Regions from separate parts of the Homo sapiens genome. Here region 1 is linked to region 2. A link is an interaction called in ENCODE POLR2A ChIA-PET data of the cell type or tissue named here. Cell type or tissue: HepG2. All regions are shown on one strand. Each heading gives the region's core, and the rest is flanking DNA. Links, peaks and the distances in the headings are about the cores only. Region 1 has its middle 24 kb from the start of ARLNC1. Region 2 overlaps CMC2 (C-X9-C motif containing 2).

Region 1 (11,709 bases), core at 1,416-9,415, 77 kb after region 2:
CTACTAAAGAACTTCCTCATGTAACCAAATACCATCTGTTCCCCAATAACCTGTGGAAATAAAAAATAAAAAATTAAGTGTCTGCTATCTGACTGCCCAGAGTCAGTTCTCAGGAGGGATTCAAAAGAAGAGACCAAGAGATTCTGATATGATGCTGCCGGGTTCCCTCTAGTAGCTTGGAAATAAACTGAACTGAGAGATTTTAGTTCTCAGTGGGGTCTTCAGGGACCCTGGGCCTGAGCAAGGGAGAGCGATGTCATAGATGATCTGTGGTTCTTAAAGTATGGCCCTCGGACCTGCAGCCTTACCTGGAAACCTGTTAGAGATGCAGATTCTCTCCCCTCTCCTACTCAGTGCTGAATCAGGGGTCCCAGCAACCTGTGGTTTGACAAGCCCTCTGGGTAGTTCTGAAGGTTGAGAACCACTTGTATATATCGTTGCAAAAACAGGGCCTCAGTGGCCTTCTGCTCTCTTCAATATTTGTTGTCCCCTAATAGCTGTGCTGTAGGATCTGGAGTCCAATCTGGGTGTGAATGCAAGTTTGAATACACAAGTAGTTAATTTCCCTGAGCCTCAGTTTTCTTATTTGTAATATGGGGATAAATAATACCTGCGGTACAAGTTTATTATAGTTAAGTTAAAATTAAATGAGATAATGTATATGAAGTTCCTGGAACACAGTAGGTACTCAATACCTTCCTTTGCCTCCTGCCTCCCTCCTCTATTAGCCCAGACTTTTGTTCTTGTTATGAGCAACAGAAAGTCAATTCACAGTAACTTAAGAAAAAATTAAAACGTTATGGGTTCAGGGAATTCCGGGAAGACCTGTCCATCCTTGCTGCCTCGAATTTCTCTCGCCCCACTTATTCTTGAACCGCCCCTCACCAGGTTTTTATACCTCTACTCCACTGAAACTTCACTTCTCCAGGTTTACAGTGACCTCCTTGTGACTAAATCCAATGGTCCTTTCTCAGTCTCTATCTGGCATGTGCTGTCAGTAGCGTTTGGCACAGTTTATCACTTTCTTCTTTTTTTTTTTTGAGATGGAGTCTGGCTCTGTCACCCAGGCTGGAGTGCAATGGCGTGATCTTGGCTCACTGCAACCTCCGTCTCGCGGGTTCAAGCGATTCTCCTGCCTCAGCCTCCTGAGGAGCTGGGACTACAGGCGCGTGCCACCACGCCCAGCTGATTTTTGTATTTTTAGTAGAGATGGGGTTTCACCATTTGGCCAGGATGGTTTTGATCTCTTGACCTCATGATCCACCCACTTCGGCCTCCCAAAGTGCTGGGATTACAGGCGTGAGCCACCGCCCCCAGCCATCACTTTCTTCTTGACAAGCTTTCTTCTCTTGGCTTCCAGGACACCCTCCTCTCCTGGTCCTCCCATTTCTGAGTCTTCTTGATCTCTGTCGTTCTGGAGCTCTCTAAAGGTTCAAGTCCCCCAGATCCCATTTTGTGGCCCTCTTCTTTTTCTTCCTTTTTTTTTTTTTTTTTTTTTTTTTTTGAGGCGAGTCTCATTCTGTCTCCCAGGCTGGAGTGCAATGGCATGATCTTGGCTTACTGCAACCTCTGCCTCCTGGGTTCCAGTGATTCTCCCGCCTCAGCCTCCTGAGTAGCTGGGATTACAGGTGTGTACCACCACGCCCAGCTCATTTTTTGTATTTTTAGTACAGACAGGGTTTCACCCTGTTGCCCAGGGTGGTCTCGAACTCCTGACCTCAAGTGATCCACCCACCTCGGCCTCCCAAAATGCTGGGATTACAGGCATGAGCCACCATACCCGGCCCCTCTTCTCTTTTCCATCCACACTCTCTTCCTAGATGATCTCATCTAACTTCATGTTTTAATCCCATCCATGTGCTGACAGCTTCCAAATTTATATCTCCAGCTGGGACCTCTTTTTTGAATTCTACTCTAGAATATCCAACTGCCTTTGCAGCGTCTCCACTTAGATATCTAATAGCTCTGTCAAACGTAGCATGTCCCAAACGGAGCTTCCAATCGCGCCTGTGCACACCAGAACCCGCTCCATCACAGTTTTCCCATCTCAATTAATGGCAGCTCCATGTTAATGTAACTCAGGCCCAAATCGCTGGCTTCAGGCTTGTTGCCTCTTTTTCTCTCATATTGTACGTCCAGTTGGCAGCAAGTCTTGTTGGTTCTGCTTTCAGGATCTATCTGGAGTCTAATTCAATGGTAGCGGTCTCCATCATCTCTCACCTAGATTTTTGTAGTGGCTTCTTCAGTGCCTGTGCCCGCTACAGGTAATCTCTATACAGCATTCAGGGCAATCATGTTAAAATACAAATCAGATGATCTGACTCTTATGCCCCCAGATCCTCCAGTACATGTTCCCCCCACCCGTTGCCTCTCTGTGTTAGTTTCTCAGGACCAATGTCGCAAATGACCACCAACTCATGGCTTAAAACAACAGAATTCTATTCTTTTCCAGTTGTGGAAGCTAGGTGTCTGAAAGCAAGATGTCATGCTCCCCGTTGGAAGTCTGAGAAACGATCCCATGCCTCCGATGGTGGCCAGCCATCCTTGAATGATCTCATGCCTCCGATGGTGGCCAGACATCCTTGGCATTCCTTGGGTTGTGGCATCATCACTCCGATCTCTGCCTGCATTCTCACATGGCCTTCTCCTCCATGTGTGTGTCTCTACACAGACTTCTTATAGGGGCACCAGTCTTTGGACTTAGCACCCACCCTACTCCAGTATGAAAGGAAAAAACTCTTGGGGCCCCCAAATCACTAAGCTAAAGGGAAAAGTCAAGCTGGGAACTGCTCAGGGAAAACCTGCCTCCCATTCTATTCAAAGTCACCCGTTTGCTCACTGAGATAAATGCATATCTGATGGCCTGCTTTGGAGAGGCTAATCAGAAACTCAAAGAAATGCAGCCGTTTGTCTCTTATGTACCTATGAACTGGAAGCCCCCTCCCTGCTTTGAGTTGTCCTGCTTTTCCAGACTGAACCAATGTTCATCTTACATATGTTGATTGATGTCTCTTGTCTCCCTAAATTGTATAAAACCAAACTGTGCTGACTACCTTGGGCACATGTTATCAAAACTTCCTGAGGCTGTGTCACAGGTGTGCGTCCTCAACCTTGGCAAAATAAGCTTTCTGAATTAACTGAGAGCTATCTCAGATATTCAGGGTTCACAGCAATATGACCCCATCTTGACTAATTACATCTGCAATGACCTTATTTCCAAATAAGGTCATATTCTGAGGATCTAGCAGACATGAATTTTGGGGAGACATTAGTGCACCCAGCCTACTCTCTAACCTCATGTCCTGGTCCTCTGCCTTCCTTCTCCTTCCTGCTTCAGCCACCGTATCCGGATCACTGCCGTTTAGACATGCCAGGCTAGGTCTCAGGGTCTTTGCATTTTCCATTCCCATTGCCTGGAAGGCTCCCGCAGACACCCACATGACCCACTCAAGTCTTTTCTAAAATGTTACCTTCTCAATGAAACCTTCCCTGGCCACCCAATCTAAAATTTTAACACCTCCCATCAAATTGCATATTCTTCTTTTCAGTATTATTTGTCCCTCTGTAGCACTGATCACTTTCTGACTTACTATACATTTTACAAAAAAGAATGTGTTGAAAACATTTTGAATTAATCAACTCAGTAGAATCTAGGAGTGGGCTACTTTGGTTATTGAAATTATGTCATTTAAATCTAAATGTAAGCACTCTTTGTTTCTTTCTGTTGGCTTCCTTTTCATGTAGGCTCTTCTCTTATTTTGGTCTGATGACCACCAGAAACTCTAGGTTTATATCTTACCAGCTTGACGAGAATCTTAATCAGCTATTACCATAATAATGCTGCATAACAAAACACCTCAAAACTCAATGGCTTACAACAAGAAGCGCTGATTTTTATTTTATTTTCTTTTTTCTTTCTTTTTTAGAGATGAGGTCTCACAGTGTTGCCTAGGCTGGTCTCAAACTCCCGGGCTCAACTGATCCTCCCATCTTAACCTTCCAAAGAGCTGGGATTACAGGTGTGAGCCAGCGCACCTGGCTGAGCATTTATTTTTCTATTTCACAGTTCTGCTGCTTGGCTGAGACAGCTCTGCTCCTGATAGGGGATTGGCTGGGCTTGGCTCTAGGGCTGCAGTTTGGAATCAGGTCTGCTCCATATGTCTCTATATTTCCATGGCATCTGCATCTGTCCATGGACTCTTCTGCTCATGGCACATGGTGGGAACTCAAGAATGCCAGTGGAAACATGGGATGCCTCTCAATAGTTTGACTAGGAATCATGCACTGTCATTTCTGACTACATCCCAATGGCCAAAATAAGTCACTTGGGGTGGGGAAACAAACCCCAGCTACCCGCATGCACTGCAAGGTCACATGCAGGAGAGAGTGAAGGATTTAGAACACTCATCTAATATCCAATAGTAAGCTTGGCAGAAAGAAAGAAATTCTTGTCCATTAGTTCCTGAGAAGGTCTTGGGCTGATTCTCATTTGACTGAACTGCTTCACTCAATCCCTGGGACTTGGGGCAGAAACAGAAATGATTAGACTTGCGCCATGCGCTCACTCACATAGAGATGGGCAGCGGGGTGGGTGGGGTAGGGAGGTTACCCTTTTCCAAGGCCCTGGATTGAGAATTAGAAAGAGATGTCCTTCCAAAGGAAATTTGGGGTTGTTCTTACCAATTTGGGGTTGTTTGGGTGCTGTGCAAAGAAAATCACAAGTCTTTAACCCTGGAGTATTGCCTCCTAAAGATAGATACCTGTCCGAATCCCCCAAACCTGCAAATATGTTATCCTACATGGCAAGGAGAAATTAAGGTTGCAGATGGAATTAAGGTTGCTAGTTACTAACCTTAAGATGGGAGAGTAACCTGGATTATCCAGGTGTACCCAATGTAATCACAGGTGTTCTAAAAAATGGAAGAGGGGCCGGGCACCGTGGCTCACGTCTGTAATACCAGCACTTTGGGAGGCCGAGGCGAGCAGAACACGAGGTCAGGAGATCGAGACCATCCTGGCGAACACAGTGAAACCCCATCTCTACTAAAAATACAAAAACAATTAGCTGGGCGTGGTGGCAGTTGCCTGTAGTCCCAGCTACTAGTAAGGCTGAGGCAGGAGAATGGCGTGAACCCGGAGGCGGAGCTTGCAGTGAGCTAAGATGGTGCCACTGCACTCCAGCCTGGGTGACAGAGCGAGACTGTGTCTCAAAAAAAAAAAAAAAAAAAAAAAAGGAAGGTGGGGCAGTGACAGTCATGAAGATAGAAGCCTGGAGGCATCTGGCAAGTGGTAGGCCTGGGAAGCAGAAACATTACATGGCATGGAACAGGCACTGTGGCACTTGGCTTGGGAGTCTGAAACTAGTACCTTGCCTAGGAATATGACGAAAGGAAAATCCAAGGGCTACCTCAAACGGACATGTCCCATTCTTTGCATGGGAAGTGGGTCATCGTGGCAGGGCTGGACGCTGTAGGGGAGAATACGCTTCCTTGCTTTTCCCAGCTTTTGAAGGCTGCCCACATTTCCTTGGCTCATGGCCTCTTTTTACCTTCAAAGTCAGCAACAAAGCATCTCTGTAACCCTGCTTCTGTTTTCATGTTTCTCTCATTGCCTCCTTCCTTTTTTTTGTTTTTGAGATGGAGTCTCTCTCTGTAGCCCAGGCTCGACTGCAGTGGCTCGATCTCGGCTCACTGCAACGTCCGCCTCCCGGGTTCAAGCAATTCTCTGCCTCACCCTCCTCCTGAGTAGCTGGGATTGTAGGTGGCTGCCACCACACCCGGCTAATTTTTGTATTTTTAGTAGAGATGGAGTTTCACCATCTTGGCCAGGCTGGTCTTCAGCTCCTGACCTCATGCGATCCACCCGCCTCGGCCTCCCAAAGTGCTGGGATTACAGGCGTGAGTCACCGTGCCTTGCCAGGAACAGTGTTTTAAAGTGTTCTTGGCCGGGCACGGTGGTGGGCAAGAGGAAGGAATGGGGTGCTGGAAGGAACCTCATGTAAGCTGGGGTTAAAGGGCAGATAGAGAAGAGGTGTGTTCATAGAGGAAGTAGCCACACCCAAATCTGTCTTGGCAGGGAGGGAGCATAGGAGGCCATCTCTCTCCTTCTACCCTGTGGTCACCTGCATGTGCTTCCTGTTGGTTGAACCCAACTAACAACAGAAGGGTAATTTGGAAGAGAGAATAATGACCAAATACCCATAACCTGTGACTGTGTTACCTTACATGGTAAAAGGGGCTTTGCAAATGTAATTGAATTCAGTTCTTGAGATGAGGGGATTAAACTAGATTATCTGGGTGGTCCCAGTGTAATCACAAGGGCTCTTGTAAGAGAAAGAAGAAATCACGAGAGGAAGGATGAGAGGTGCTGATGTGACAATGGAAGTAGCCAAGGGCCAAGGACTGTCAGTGGCCTCTAGAAGCTGGAAGAGGCAAGGAATGTATTCTGCCCAGGAGATTCTCCCCAGGAACCTCTAAAAGGGGCCAGACCTGCTAATATGTTAATTTTAGACTCATAAGTTCATGCTAAATCATAAGACTCATTTTGGATATTTGGCCTCCAGAACTTTAGGAATAAATCAGTGTTGTTTTAAGCCACTAAGTTTGTGGTCATTTGTTACAGCAGGCACAGGACACTAATTTAATAAGGGAGTCCTGTGATGTGGTCCATAGGGTTGGCTTCTGGTGTCACATGGAAGGGCGGAGAATGGAGTGGGAAAGCAGACAGAATAAGAACAAGTGTCAACATTCGGAAGTCAGGAGCTCTCTCTGGAAAGCCACAATCCTTCTGCCCATGGTTAGTGTGAAGCACAAAGGGACTAGTGGATGAGGAAGTCGCTTTGAAGTGCAAATGATTATTATGGGGATGTACATGATTTTGGTATAGTGCCAAAGACCCCCTGCACCTGTCTATAGTGGAATGGCAGGAGTCTCTGATTTTTGTTTGGGCTTCAACTCTTACCCCCATTTCCAGGCCAGGTGTTTGGCTGAGGCCCCGTCTCTCTTCCTCCAGTGACGGGCATGAGACCTAGAACTGCACTAATCAGCATTGCCCTATCCTGGCCAAATGATTGGTTGAAGGATGAGCATATGACCCAAGTTGGTCAAATCAGAGTGAAACCCAGGACTTGCCCAGGAGCTACCCGGAAGAGAATTTCTCTCTTTTTATGCAGGACTCGAACCTGGGAAAATGTGAGGGAAAATCTTTCTGAGCTGTAGCCAACACAAGGAGAAGAAAAAGGCAGAGAAAAGCCAGTGACATTGTTCAAGTTCCATAATCTGGCCACACCTCTGTCTGCCATAGCTCTGATCTTTTCTGTTTTATGTCAATGAGTCACTTTTTTGCTTAACCATTTTGAGTGAAGACCTTTGCTCGGGACCCACCCGGCCTCTTGCTTGGTCTCTTTGTATCTCATTGTGCATTGAACATTTGCTCGCCTGTGGTTTCAACACCCGTGCAATTTATCAAAGAGGACCGTAGACACAGGTGACAGACAGGTCATTAATGACAGGTTTTCTGAGTGGCAAAAACTGTCCCCAAAATAGGATGCTTTGTGTTCTTCCATTTGAAATGGCTTCACCATCAAGTCACGCAGGGAGGTTTTGGCCCTTACATTTGTAGGGGCGTAACATTGCAACAAAGACCCAAGAATCAATTTCCCTTTTTTGGAGTGAGTAAATATAGAACTAGCCATTTCCAGAAAGCAATGTGCTAGATAGATGTACTCTCATAAGAGGGTGATTTTCCTTATAATTATACCAAACTAACTATCATTTTATAGTCTTTATTGTTTGCAAAAATTTGTACATACATTATCTGATCAAATCAACCCAAGTTAAAACCACCGCAAGAGGTGTGTATCATAATCCCCATTTTATAGATCTGGAAATCGAAACTCCACTCTATGAGGTTAAAATAGGTCACCCATGTTCTCTAGTTAATGAGGGTAAGAGACAGAATTGGAATTTGGGTCTCTGTGATTTCAAAATTCCATGTAGTTCACATCATACCACACTGGCAGAATGAGAAAGTTTGTGGCAGTGTTAAGTCGAATTGGCTCAGAGTCCACTTTATGGCTCAGAGTCCACTTTATACTCTTTGCCGCCAAGCCCATCTCCATGGCTTCCTTGGACCATTGGAAAAGGGCCATGGAAACATCAGAGTGTCTCTAATAGAAAGTAGTGTCAGAAGTTAAGAGGTTACCAACTTGGTCTTCTTCCCTCATCTTTCACTGCATCATGAGACGAACATGCCTTGGCTGGACAGGTAGTCCAAGGAAGAAGATGAGAGATATGTGACGCAGATGTGCCTCAGTAGAGCCCAACCGATATCAGCCAAACTCTAGCTGACTTGTAGACATATGAATGATAATAAATGATTGTTATTTTAAGCCACTGAGTTTTGGAGTGTTCAGGTGATTTGTTACACAGCAATAGCTGACTGATACAATCCTCAATGAAAATGATTCCCACTGGGCATAGCCATTTCTGCTGGTGTGTTGTGGTTTGTGGTCAACTGTGAGTGTGACTGTCCTTTTTCCTGACCATCACTTTTGGTCATGTGGGACTGCTTATGCCCAATTTCTCAAATCGTCTTTTTTGTACATAGCTCCTTCAACTTCTGGCCATTAGCCATTCTTCCATGCAAGCTGAAAACTGACTTCTAACGCTAGGCAAGCAGACAGTCACCATGGCAACCCCTCCATCCACCTGCTCTTTTCCATCTCCAAACTCCAAATCCTACCATCTGCTTTTACCAACAAATCACATCAAATAAAAACAAAAAGATTAAAGCCTGCTTGTATTGATAGGCATGCAAACTCATGCAAACACCTGACTGTAGGCAGCAGTAGCCTATCCAGTTTGTCAAACATCCAGGTTCTGGGTGACAGTTCAGGTCTTGGAGAAGCAGGAAGAGCCAGGATGAGCCTTCAATACCTGTGAAAGGAGAGTTGAAAAGGAAGGGGAATTGGGCAGAAAGAGCCTCAGACCACAGCACACGTTTAAGAACATTTTTTTCCAGGTTGATAAGGAGGTAAAGTTACCCTTAGAGGAGTCCCAAATCCTCAAGAAGGGGTTGGCACTGTACTGTGCTGTGCTCAGTCACTGGGTGGAGTAAGCTTGGTAGAAGCACAGCCTCAGGGTGAACATGAGCCAACTTTGTTCCTTCAGCAGGAGATCTGGGTGATGCCTTTCTGTGGCCACTATACTCTAAATCCCAGGTTGGCCCTCAACCGATATGCCTTGAATAGAGAAATGTGTTTAAATAAAGGGTTGAGAGAATGGGGCGTGGGGGAGGTGGAGAAATTTGACCTCTCCATGGAGAGGTCGGCTTTTCTAGAACATATTCCTACAGAGCAGACACGGAATACCTGTCTTAGAGACAGGGACCCAAGACTAGTTGCCTTTCTTTGTCTAAATCGGGAATAGTACCTAGATGTCCTTGGAGTGGGTGGCAGGATTTGTGGTTGTTGAACAACATGTTGCTGACTGTCAAAGGTTACATGGTAGCAAAACAAGAGCATAGGAATCATTTCTGCAGGTTCCCCTTTAGAGCAAAGGAGGAGGTGTACAAAGTCCTCAAGATCTGCCTCTGTAGCCAGACTCCAGGTGTAGAGAGTTAGTTTAGGGTCATTTAACCAACTTAACTTAACAAATAATAATTGCACACTTGTGCTCAGACTGCACCAGGGGGATGTTCCAGATAGCCCCCATCTGCCTGTTCAGACCCCTCTTTGCTCTGTACCCGTCTCCATCTTGCTCTGGCTGCAGAGGCTGAATTGTATGGAAAGCATCAGGCTCCAGTACCCCCTGGCTTATGGTTGGGATTGGCCAATGGTGACAAGTAGTGGGAGGGGAGGTCTCCCAGCAGAAGATGGGAAGGAGGAAGGAAAGTGGGCTCAGGCAACTTCCGCTCTGGCTCTTTCTCTTTGACTACATGATTGGCAATCAGGATTTTTCTCAGGGGGCTGATTCTTTACAGCTGTCTCTCTTGTGACTTCCTTAACTGACCCCTCCTATGGTAGTAAGTACTGGTTATTGCCCCTACACCCACTCCTTTGTGTAACTAAACCCTCCTGTACTTACTCAACCGATTCAGGTGTGCCATCAGTCTCCGGCGAGACCTGGGAGTGATAAAGGAGCAATAATATAACAGACATGGCCTGTCTGGGGATGATAGACATTGTCTTAGTCTTCTCAGGCTTAAACAACATACCATAGACTGGGTAGCTTATTTCTCACAGTTCTGAAGACTGGGACCGTCAAGCTCAAGGTGCTGGCCAATTTGGTTCCTGGCGAGGTCTCTTTTCCTGGTTTGTAGATGGCCACCTTCTTGCTGTATCTTTACATAGTGGAGAGAGATTGAGAATGAGCAAATTCTGTGTTGTCTCTTCTTTTTTTTTTTTTGAGATGGAGTCTTGCTCTGTCACCCAGGCTGGAATGCAGTGGCGCGATCTTGGCTCACTGCAAGCTCTGCCTCCCAGGTTCACGCCATTCTCCTGCCTCAGCCTCCCGAGTAGCTGGTACTACAGGTGACTGCCACCACGCCCGGCTAATTTTTTTAATTTTTTTAGTGGAGACGGGGTTTCACCATGTTAGCCAGGATGGTCTCGATCTCTTGACCTCATTATCCGCCTGCCTCGGCCTCCCAAAGTGCTGGGATTACAGGCGTGAGCCACCACGCCCGGCTGTCTCTTCTTATAAGGGCACTAATTTTATCATGAGGATACCCTCCACCCATGACCTCATATGTACCTAATTATCTCCCAAAGGCCTCATCTCCAAATAATATCACATTGGGGGTTGGAGATTCAGCATATGAATTTTGGGGGTATACAATTTAGCCCATAGCAGACATCAAACACATTATTCCATAAACATTTTAAATTATAATACAATAAAGTCTACAATGGAAAAGTACTTGGTGCTCCTTGTCTGGGATCAGATGCAGTCAGAAAAGGCTCCCGGAGAGGTGCCATATTTCACGTGCTCTCTGGTAGGCACCAAAGGAATGTGCCAGGCACAGAAAGACCTGAGGTGGGAAGGAGTTTGGGGTGTTCTAGGAACCTAAGAAGGCTGTGGGTGGCGGTTGGAAGAGTGGCAGAGAGGAGGCTCAGGAGGCAGGTGGGGCCATGGGGGACCTTATCCCAGGAGATGGCCAACATATCTGCATGGGAAAAGAATCTCAGCCCTCCAAGTCCCCTTGTCCAACCCCTCAGGAGATACACTATCTCCATCTGGCCATTCCCTTGTCTCCTCTCCTTGAGCCCTGAAATTTGAAGGTCATCAAAGTTACTTTTCAATTCATGTTTGACCAGTCCCTATCAATCTGTCTTCTGTCTGTCTTTTTTCAAAAGAATAGGCTTCATGGGCGGGGAGGAGGTTGGTCAAAGGGTACAAAGTTCAGTTATGCAGGACAAATCAGCTCTGGAGATCTAGTGTACAACATGGTGAATGTGGATAATACTGTGCTGTATAACTGAAACTTGCTAAGATAGTAGATCTTAAATGTTCTTATCACACACACGCAAAAGTAATTATGTGAAGTAATGGATATATTAATTAGCTTGACAGGTAATCGTTTCATAATGCTTATGTATATCAAAACATCATCTTGTATACCTTTAATATATACAGTTTTTGTCATTTATACATCAAAAAAGCTGGAAGAAAAGAAAATCAGGGGAAAAAACCCAAAAAAAGAAAAGAG
Region 2 (11,709 bases), core at 633-8,632:
TTTCAGCAGTAGCCATCCTAATGGATATGGGTTGGTTCCTGTTTTCTATTTGGAACTTTAAAAAAAATTAAAGCAGGTAATCGGTTCTTTCTTTTGGTAATCATTTCTGAGTTAGAGTAGGTTAAGCCCAGGTGGGGCACGGTAGCTCATGCCTGTCCCAACACTTTGGGAGGCTGAGGATCACTTGAGGACAGGAGTTTGAAACCAGCCTGGGCAACATAGCAAGACCCCTGACTACAAAAAAAAAAAAAAAAAAAGAACAGCTGCCCATGATGTTTTTCCTTTGACCTTGGCTGCTAATTTTCCACCTTGTGGATGATCCAATTAAACTTAAGTTCAGGGATTTCAGCTTCATGTTTTCAGTGTAATAATTAGTTTTATGGCTATATCTGTTAAATTTGAAATTTTTTTTCACAACTTCTGGTTTCATTTCATTGTTTAGTTTTTTTTTCAGCCAGCTATTAAGAAAAAAGCAATCTATATTCACACTAATATGAGACTAATGACCCTTTAACCCTCAGAATAATATACATTTTAAAATAATAAGCCAATTCTCTTAATTGGTAGAATTTCATCTGAACAAAATGAGTTGTTAATTTCGAGAATGTGGCGAAAATATTTGAAGTCAGGCTTATTAATATAAGCAAGCTGTTTCTGCTTTAGTGCTTATTTCCGGGATTGGGTCTCTTGAGGCTTCCTGCTTTTCTCCTGAACCTGTAGGTTCTCTAAATACTACTGATAACTTGCTGAATATCTTAAATCATTGAATTAGAAAGCTTTGTCTCAAGTTTAATAATTTGCCTGAGGTCACACAGCTGGTTAATGGTTAACATACTTCTCTGATAAAGGTCACTAGAGGTTCTTATGAAGATACTTTTAGGTGGCGTAACAAATGTGTTTATGCATATTCAAGACACTCTTGTATCCACAGGTTGCACTGCTGTGATCCATCCTCATCTCCTAAAGATGCATCCTGACTTATCTCCACACTTGCACACTGAAGAATGCAACGTCTTGATTAACTTGCTTAAGGAATGTCACAAAAATGTAAGAGTTCAGAAAAACGACTGTACAGCCAAAATGAAACTTAGTTATAACCCACTGATGTAAAATGTTATCTCCGTTGATAGAAGGAAACGATAATGTCTTAGTAAGGAGTCTGAGTTTAGTCAAGATTAGCAGTTGATATGTGCGATTTTTTTCTTTTTTTTACACAAACTACCTCCTTTTATGATTAGTAAAAATCAGACATGGTAGTTTGTTAGGGAACGTCTGAACTGGTATGTAACAGTTGGAATCCATGTTCTTACAATAAAATGCTTTCTCTTTCCTAATTATAGGGCACTAGAACAGTTATATTCAGCGCTGACACTTCTGATTATAATGGAATTATTCTAAAAGTATCTGCTCTTTGATGGCTACCATTCTGTGTTTAATGGTAATAGAAACGTGTTATATAATTAGACATTAACTAGATTTATGATTGGCTTAATCTGATGTGTTTAGTTGTTAGTGGAATGGAAGTAAAATTACATGGTTAAAACCAAAATAGAAAAGGAGCCCATCCATATTTGGAATACATTAAATCAAGCTGACATTTTTATAGCTGTTGAATATTTAGCTTTTCCTTATATGTTTGATATATGACACCGTTGTTACAAGAAGCATTTGTTTTTTCTTTAGCTTTGCATAGTTTTTCTCATGATGTCTACAAACTGTAGATATATCAAATTATAATAATATAAAGTATCACTTAAATGAGTAAAATTTATAGACCAAAAGTAAGGTGGTAAGTAGTGCTTATAAAATGTGAAGTCAGATATTTTTACTGGTTCAAAGAATGTTGTTGATGACAATATTTTTTGGGCTATTTCACTATACATATAGATCAAATGAGCCAGACTACATCAATAAAACATAACGTTTTGATTTTTAAAGTAAAAACTATATAAAATATTCACTGTTTAAAGAACAAGAACTAATTATTTGTGTTAAAGTAGAATATTTCAATTTGTATATGGTCAGTTATAGTCAGAGACAGAAAAGGGGAGAGGGTCTGGCAACAGAGAGGCACAGCGGAGAGAAAGAGACTCTGTGGAATAACATTTCAGTCTTGTTATTGAGGATTTTGCCAGTATAGCCCTTTAGATTTATGTTGTGCTTTTTGTAATACTAGACATAAATAAGGATATTATCGCATCATATTTATTTCCATGGTTAATCAAATTAAGGGGCAGAGTTTTTCAACCCTTGCTTTTAAGTAATCTTTGTTTTATGTTTATATTTGTATATTGCTTTTTGGTCCATGACTGTTTTTAAATTGAAATCTATTTAAACGTTGTTGTTTTTTTTTTCTTTCAAATGGATTTCTTATAATAAAGGTGGCTTCTTGAATCACTGGAACTAAAGATGGATTTTAAAAAATTAACTTTATTGAGGTGTAATTTACATGTAAGGAAATGCATCTATTTTAAGTATACAGTTTGATGAGTTTTGTCATATATAGATACCCATGCAACCACCATCACAGTCAAGATCTAAAACATTTCTATCAGTTTCCTGTGCCCCTTTGCAGTGAGTCCCCAACCCTTAACTTACGTCTTGCCCAGGTAACCACTGCACTACTTTTTGTTGATATAGATGAATTTTGCAGTTCTAGAATTTGTTAGAAATTTACACTACATCGTATATTCTTTTTGTTTTTGAGATGGAGTCTCACTCTGTCACCCAACCTAGAGTGTAGTGGCGCGATCTTGGCTCACTGCAACCTCCGCCTCCCAGGTTCAAGTGTTTCTCCTGTCTCAGTTTGCCTAGTAGCTGGGATTACAGGCGTGCGCCACCAGGCCTGGCTAATTTTTTTTATCTTTAGTAGAGACGGAGTTTCACCATGTTGGGCAGGCTGGTCTCGAACTCCTGACCTCAGGTGATCCTCCCGCCTCGGCCTCCCAAAGTGCTGGGATTACAGGCATGAGCCACTGCACCTGGCCTACATTGTATATTCCTATATTTTGCACCATGATATGTTTTTGAGGGTCATAACATGCTGTTGCACATGTCATTAGTTCATTTATTTTTATTTCTGAGTAGTAGTTCATTGTATGGATATGCCACAGTTTATTTACCTATTAATGGACATTTAGGCAAATAAACAGTTTGCAGCTGTGCTATTTTGGATAAAGCTGCTATGAACATTCATGCACAAGTCATTTGTTTTTGAGACAGAGTCTCGCTCTGTCACCCAGGCTGGAGTGCAGGGGCCCAATCTTGGCTCACTGCAACCTCTGCCTCCCAGGTTCAAGCAATTCTCCTGCCTCAGCCTCTTGAGGAGCTGGGATTACAGGTGTGTGTCACCACACCTGGCTCATTTTTGTATATTTAGTAGAGACGGGGTTTCATTATGTTGGTCAGGCTGGTCTCGAACTCCTGATCTCAGGTGATCCACCTGCCATGGCCCCCCAAAGTGCTGGGATTACAGGCATGAGCCACCGCACCCAGCCATCATGTGCAAGTCTTTGTGTAAACATCATTTTATTTCTCTTGGGTAAATACCTAGGAATGGAATGACTAGGTCATGTGTTAAGTGTATATGTACCTTCATAAAAGGCCACCAAACTGTTTTCCATTTTATACTACTCTACATTCCTACCACTGTCCATCACCACTGCCTAATATTATAAACTTTTTAAGTTCAGCCATTGTGTGGATATGTAGTAGTATCTCCTTTTGGTTTTAAATTGTATTTCCCTGATGACTAATGATTTTGACATGCTTTTCATGTGCTTCTTTGGCCATTCATATAAAATTTTTTGCCTGTATTTTAAAATTGGATTGTTTTATGACTGAGTTATAAGCATTCTTTTTATCATTTGGGATACAAATCCTTTGATAAGTGTATTGTGAATATTTTCTCTGTGGCTTTTTTTTTTTTACTTCCTTTAGGATGTGTTTCAAAGAGTAGCTTGTACATTTGATGAAGTCTTTTTTTTTTCTTTCATGGTTTGTGCTTTTTGTGTCTTAAGGATCTTTGTGTATTCTGTGGTCACAAAGATACTCCTGTATTTTCTTTTAGTTCTATCGTATTAGCTTTACATTGGTCTATGATTCGTTTCAAGTTAATTTCATTTTTTTCTTTTGATATTTGTGTATTCTTATCTGAGATTTCAAGTTAATTTTTGTGTATAGTATGAGGTGTGAGTTGAAGTTGATTTTCTTTGCCTGTGGGTAGCCAGTTGTCTCAACACCATATGTTGAAGAGACTGTTCTATCCCTGCTGATTTACCATGGTCCCTTTGTCAAAAATCAATTTACCATATGTGAGTGGGTCTATTTCTGGGCTCTCTAGTCTGTTTCACTGATTTATATGTCTCTTCTTAACACCAGTACCATGCTGTCTTAATTACTGTTGCCTTGTAGTAAGTCTCAGTCATATAGTATAAATCCTCCAATTTTGTTCTTTTTTCAAAGTTGTTTTGGCTATTCTAAGTACTTTCATTTCCATATTAATTTTAGAATCAGCTTGTCATTTTCTACAAAAAACTTGTTTACTGGTTTTTTGTTTTTTGAGGCTGAACATTGTTGATGACTTGGATTTTATCTTTTGTATCAGCAGGCAGTTCGTGTTTTTACATATTTTTAGGGCATAGCTGGCATAGTCTTTACTCTAGAGTTAGCTTAGCCCAATTACTAAATTAGGATTCTTTACTGATTGACTTGCATATTCAATGAGATCTCTACTTTGGCTTATAAGGACTCCATTGACTCCCAGCCCTGTGTGAGCTCTGCGTTTTTCAGCTTGTAGCTGCTGTAATTGTTCTTCGTAGTGACTATGGCATTGTGAAAGTCACCCAATACATGTGTAGTGAATACTCAGTCAGTGACTCAAGGCAGCTCCATGTAGATTTCTGGAGTTCTTTTGCTGCTTATCTCTACCTCACAAATTCCGGCTGCCCCAGCCTGCCCGAATTCCTCTGACGTTTGCCTCCTCTGCTCGGTGAAACTACCATTCTCCTCTTGAGTTCTGTTCTCTGCTACATGGTTTGGAAATTGTCTGTGGGTAGAAAGCTAGGTGAATGTAGGGTTCACTTTGTTTTGTTTTTTTCTTTCAGTTATCACAGTCCTGTAGTCTGTTGTCCCAATATCTGAAAATAGTTGTTTTATATATTCAGTTTGTTCTTTCATGGCTAGAAGCAGAAGTCTGGAAAATAGATTTTTAAGTAAATAGCATGGGGACAATTACATAGCTGTTTGGAAAAAGTTAGAATACCATACATATGAATCAACTAATGGGGCAGACATCTAAATGTCAAAAATGAAACGATACAAACACTAAGAAACCTGGATAAATTCTTATATAACCTAGGTGTGGGGAAAGTGTGCCTAAGTAAGGACCCTGAATTCCAGAGACAATAAAATCAAAGATTGATAAAGGATCGTTTGAGGCCTGGAGTTCCAGACCAGCTTGGGCAACATAGCAAGATCCTGTCTCTACAAAAAATAAAAATAAAAGTGGCCGGGCATGGCACATGCCTGTAGTCCTAGCTACTTGGAAGGTTGAGGTAGTAGGATCACTTACCCAGTTGTTTGAGGCTGCAGTACAACACATCAGCCTGTGTGACAAAGTGAGACCCTGTCTTTACACAAAAAAAAAAAAAAAAAGGAGGGGGAATAAGAGGCCAAAAATCAGAGAGAAAAATGAGCAAAAGCATGAGAGACAATTTAAAAAAAAAAGAAAAGATGGCCTTTAAACATGAGAAGATGTTCAACCTCAATAATTAGAGAAATACAAATTAAATATACTGAACATACCATTACTTATCTGCAGGGGGGCCAAATTAAACAGTGTGACAGCGCATTCTGTTGGCAACACTGTATACCCTCATACATTTCTGATGGGACTGCAAATTGTTATAATCTTTATAGAGAGGAATTTGCTGCCTTGTAGCAAAACTGCCGTATATTTGCTTTTTAATCCATCAGTCCCACTTATAGGAATTTATCTTAAAAGTATAACTCTAACAGTATGAAAAAATGTATGCATAGAGTTATTTACTGCAGTGTTGTTTGCACTTGGAAAATGTTGGGAACACACTTTCCCAACGTAAAGTAGTTGAACGACCTATGGTGCATCCACACAATGGAGCACTATACAGCTGTTTTGTAATTTTTATTTTTAAATAGACTTTGTTTTTTTAGAACAGTTTTAGATTTACAGAGAAATTGTGAATGCAGTACAGGGAGTTCCCATATACCTCACATCTAGTGTCCCTTATTATTAACATCTTACATTGATAAGGTGTTTGTTACAGTTAATAAACCAATATTGATACATGATCGTTATTTAAAGTCCATGCTTACTCAGATTGCTTCAGGTTAGTGTTTACCTAATGTCTTTTCTCTGTTACAGGATTCCGTCCAGGATACACATTACACTTAGTTCTTGTCACTCTTTAGGCTCCTGTTATCTGTGACATTTTCTTTGTTTTTGATGACCCGAAAAGGTTTGAGGCATAATGGCCAGGTATTTGGTAGAATGCTCCTCTGTTTGAATTTGTCTTGTTTTCCTCATAATTGGATTGGGATCATGTGTTTTCGGATGAAGACCACAGAGGTAAAGTACATTTTCATCAAGGCTGCATACTACAACATAATTTATCACTGTTAATGTTGACGTTGATCACCTGGCTGAGATACGTGTTAGGTTTCTGTACCTTTTTTTTTTTTGGAGACAGGGTCCACTATGTCTTCCAGGCTGGAGTGCAGTAGTGTCATTTTGGCTTACTGCAGCTTCAACCTCCTGGGCCTGGGTGATCCTCTCATCTCACCCTCCCGAGTAGCTGGGACTACAGGCCACGTCACCATGCTCGAATAATTTTTTGTATTTGTATATTTGTAGAGAACGGGTTTTCGCCATGTTGCTCAGGCTGGTCTTGAACTCCTGGGCTCAAGCAATCTGTCTGCCTTAGCCTACCAAAGTGCTGGTATTACAGATGTGAGCTATTGCACGTGGCTAGGTTTCTCTGCTTTGAAGTTACTCTTTTTCTCCCTTTTCATAACTCTTTGGAAGGAAGTCACTGTGTGCAGCCTACACGTAAGGACTGGGAAGTTACCCTGTTCCTCCAAGGTGGTGGAGTATCTACATAATCTTGTGGAATTCTGTTCTGGAGAGTTGCCTGTTCTCCCCCATTTATTTACTTATGTCAGTATGGACTCATGTATATTTACTTTATACCTTGGGTTATAATCCAATACTACTTTGTTTTGTTGCTCAAATTGTTCCAGCTTTGGCCACTGAGAGTCTTTCAGTTGGCAGTGCAGCTGTTAAAAAAAAAAAAAAAAGCCAGGCTTGGTGGCTCAGTCCTGTAATCCCAGCACTTTGGGAGTCTGAGGCGGGAGGATTGCTTGAGCCCAGGAGTTCAAGACCTACATGGGCAACATAGTGAGACACCTGTTTCTAGAAAAAATTAAAAAAAATTATGTCACTAGATGACACATGCCTGTAGTCCCAGCTCCTCAGGAGGCTGAGGTTGAGGTGGGAGGATCACTTGAGCCTGGGAGGTCAAGGCTGCAGTAAGTCATGATTGTGCCACTGCATTCCAGCCTGGGTGACAGAGTAAGACCCTGCCTCTGAAAAGAAGAAAAAAAAATTTCTTTGAACCAACATGTAATGACTTCCAGGATATATTTCGTGAAGAAGTCAAAGGACAAAACAGTATTTATAGTATCCTAGCGTTTGTATAAAAAAGGAGGAGAAGATAGCAAAACATATTTGTATCTCTTCATTTGTGCAAAAAGAAACAAGATAACCAGAAGCTAATGAGATTGATTACGTTCTGAGAGGTTGGTAGGAGCAAAGCAGAGAGAGTGGAGGAGTGACACTTTTACAAAATCTTTTGGCCGGTGGCGGTGGCTCATGCCTGTAATCCCAGCACTTTGGGAGGCCATGGCGGGCAGATCACTTGAGTCCAGGAGTTTGAGACCAGCCTGGCCAACATCACAAAACTTCATCTCTACCAAAAATAAAAAATTAGCTGTGCGTGGTGGCGGACCCCTGTAATCCCAGCTACTCAGGAGGCTGAGGCAGGAGAATCACTTGAACCTGGGAGACAGAGGTTGCAGTGAGCTGAGACTGTGTCACTGGACGCTAGCCTGGGTGACAGAGTGAGACTGTGTCTCAAAAAACAACAGAAAAAAATTATATGTTTTGTATAATTCATGCTGTTTGAACTTTGTTAATGTTTCATATACTCAAAAAAAGGGGAGGGAATGAAAAAAAGGATGAGCAGAGTTGGGAAGAAAACTCAAAAATGGAATACAAGCAAAACCAAACAAACTTACTTGAAATGAGTCATCTAATTACACTAAAGAAAAAAATGAACTAACCCAAGTAATTTGAACGTAGGCTAAAGACAAAGTAGAGCTGTTGTTAGTAGTATGGATTTTGCAGCAGTGTGGATTGGCAGTTCTGACACTGGCTTCTATGTATTCTGTGTATTCCAAGACTGAGCAAATAAGTAAACATATTGTAGACGAAAAGAGACAGGTTTCTTACTGTCATAAATATAGAAGTGGAAAGACTAGGATGTATCCTGTGATGTTGGATTGGAATTAGAGGTATCAGTGTGAACTCATGGTTTTCAATATATATAAGATGTAGAATAGATAATGTGTGTCTATGTTTGTTTCATGTATATATTCAATATATGTTTTCCTGTAGCAATGAGCATACGTAACGCCCAGATTTTGTTTTTTAAATACCGCTCTTCCGTAAACAGAAACAGGGATCCTTGGAGAAATGACTGATTGTAGGGCTAGGGCTGGGAAAGAACAAGAAGAACCTGCAACATCTTGTACCAGAAAGTATGACATTTATCAAAGAATGATAGGGACTGTTAAAAGGACAGGGGCTAGCTTGAAGGGATTCCCACTGGCCAAAAATGGGGCAGAGCATCAAAGTAATGAAAATAATATAATCAATTGAATAAGGATCCATGAGTCCAAACTCATATAAATATATAAATGGATGAGAAGGGAAAGTTTCCCTTACAGTAGAATGCCAACTAAAATATAAGAGGAGTGCTAGAATTAGAAAATCACTTTTTGTTAACTGTTGTAGTAGTAATTGATTTAGTCAGTAATCATTAATAGATCCTCATACTAGTGGGTGAAAAGTTTGAGGAAATAATTGGATAGTTAAATGGTCTCAAAGTGTGTCCCCATAATAATTAGAGAGGAAAAACGAATACGGTGTAGAAACTTGGCAGGTAGCTTCTTACCTAGGTAATAAAAGTTAACATCAATAATGGGACAAATTGCCATGTGCCTCTTGATGTGATACACTGAAGACACAACATCACTTCTAGGGTATTCCTGCCAAAAAGTCACGACCTGAATCGAGTTGTGAAGAAACACCAGACAAACCCACGTGGGGGAGCATTTTGCAAAATAACTGGCCTGTACTCTTTAAAATGTTAAGGTAATGAAAGAAAAAAGAGACAAGCTGTTTCAAATAAAGATTAAAGATAAGAAAAATATTGTTTAGAGTTGGAAAAAAAAAAGACTAAAAAGACGTGACAACTAAATGCAATGGCAATCCTGGATCGGGAAAAAAAACCCACCCAACTTTTTTTGCCTTTTGCATGAATGATATTATTAGGCAAATTGGTGAAATTTGAATAAGGTCTATAAATTAGATACTAGTGTTAATGTTAATTTCCTAATTTTGGTAATCGTATGGAGACTTAAATTTAAGTCCTTGTTTTTTTTAGGAAACGTGCATCATATCTGCAACTTACTCGGTTCAGAAGAAAAGCTCGGGTGTATATGTAAGAGCTAGAAGGATAAAGCAAATTTGGTGAAATGTTACTATTTGGAAATTCTTTGTACTGTTCTTGGAACTTTTCTTCAAGTTTGAAATTGACAAATGTTTTTAAAGACATCTGCTGTCATCAAGAAATACTTTACCTAACTGATCTTTCTGAAGACTTGCACTTTTTAAGTGTTAAATTGAGCCCAGGAGTTTGAGTGTATAGTGAGCTATGATGTCACTCCGGCACTTCAGCCTGGGCAACGGAGTGAGACCATGTCTCTCAACAGCAACACCACCACCACTTAGTGACTTAAAACAACCATAATTCTGCAGGTCTATATCTGGGGGGGAAAAGTTAATTAAAAGTTTATCGGGAGGATGTCTCACTCTGTCACCCAGGCTCGAGTGCGGTGGCACAATCAAAGTTCACAGCAGCCTTGAACTCCTGGGCTCAAGTGATCCTTCTGCCTCATCCTCCTGAGCAGATGGGAGTACAGGTGTGTGCCATCATGCCTGGCTAATTCAATTTTTTTTTTTTTTCCTCCTAGAGACAGGCTCTCCTGTGTTGCCCAGGCTCATCTCAAACTCCTGGCTTCAAGCTGTCCTCCTACCTTGGCCTCCCAAAGTGCTGGGATTACAGGCATGAGCCACTGTGCCTGGCCTGATCCCAGTTATTTAATTAATAAATCGAGTGAATTATATTACCTAAGATGTCTTCTAGCCCTGAGTTTGTGTAATTCTGTTTTAGTCTTTTTTGTTGATTAGTCTTCCTGAATACCCCTGTCTGTGCTGGAATGCTGCAGTGCTCTCCAACCTGCTTGAAGTGCATGAGTGTTTTATCTCCAAATAGCCTACCTTGCTGTGCTTTTATCATTCTTTCCGTGCTTTTATAGTTCTGCTGTGATCTTTGCAGGCAAGTGTTATTTCCACAGCTTTCAGGTGTCTGTGGGTGGCTTCTGATCTACTGGCCTATTTTGCCTAAATTTGTCAGCAAGACTTAGATATTCTTTGCATCTGAAGGTAAAATACAGAATTTAGAACAGCTTATTTCGTCAAAGCTACTTGGAAATCCTTGTGTATTTTTTCTGATTTATAAAAGTAATATGTAAATAATACATATCATTTTAGATAGTGTTAAAAAAGTAGGAAAGTATAAAGCAAACAAAAATTACCTTTTGTTCAACCATCCAGAGATAAACTCACTAAGTACTGGGTTTTTCCACCATTTAAAAATTTTTGTATTTTCCCTTTTTCTCTTCTTCTTATTAGCATTTTGAAATGCCCACTTTTTTTCCATCGTGAGAAAATAAATACATAAGATTCCTTCCCATAATCCCAGCCTTCTGGTATCTTGTGTTAGCGTCCCTTTCAGAGCTATTGAAAGAATACTGCTTTCTTCTTTCAGGTTGGCTTCTACCCTCACTAGGGTCCCAAAACTTTCAAGATCACTAATGACTGCACTACTGGCAAATTTGGTGGATGTTTTCAGTAGTTACCTCACTTTTCTCCCAGCAGCAATTGATTCCCTCTCAAAACACTCTTCCACAGGCTTCTACCATAACTTTCTCTTCCCTGGTTTTCCTTAAGTTTTTTTGGCCACTCTTCAGGATACCCTAGGCTACACCTTCCTGCAAAAAATCATTCGCTTTCCTGGTTTCAGTAACTCCCAAATCTGTATCTCTGGCTCAGATTTTCTCTGAGTTCCAGGTTTATCTCAGCTAGATAGTGGACTTAACTGTTCCACCAATAAACTCAACATGTCCAGATACAAATTTATCTTATCTCTTTTTAAAACTTCCACTGTCATTCTTGGCTGAAAGCCAGTGTCATCTTTAATTCCTCCATCTGCCTCACCTCTTCCTGTGAGTCCTTACCAGGGCTGTGTGTTCTCTGCCGAATCTCTC

The links. ChIA-PET counts read pairs that join two places held together with the same protein. Peaks named below come from ENCODE experiments on the same cell type or tissue, not always from the same donor. Only the 100,000 strongest peaks of a DNase experiment are listed, where the experiment ranks them.
Region 1: POLR2A ChIA-PET joins it to region 2 with 6 read pairs; 2 of 35 experiments call an interaction of 5 or more read pairs at or near these places.

The regions. Positions count from the first base shown.
Region 1 is chr16:80,910,280-80,921,988 of GRCh38, reverse strand. No RefSeq gene overlaps it. Among named protein-coding and RNA genes, the nearest start is that of ARLNC1, 24 kb to the right of the region's middle. In HepG2, for the core only: no CTCF peak of the experiment used is centred there; a DNase peak (open chromatin) is centred at 7,378; H3K4me3 peaks cover 525 bases.
Region 2 is chr16:80,986,652-80,998,360 of GRCh38, reverse strand. CMC2 (C-X9-C motif containing 2) reads left to right here. Exons shown (of 4, transcript NM_020188.5): 2 at 932-1,047. The coding sequence starts at 967. Among named protein-coding and RNA genes, the nearest start is that of CMC2, 14 kb to the left of the region's middle. In HepG2, for the core only: no CTCF peak of the experiment used is centred there; DNase peaks (open chromatin) are centred at 820, 4,890, 6,400 and 7,262; H3K4me3 peaks cover 1,247 bases.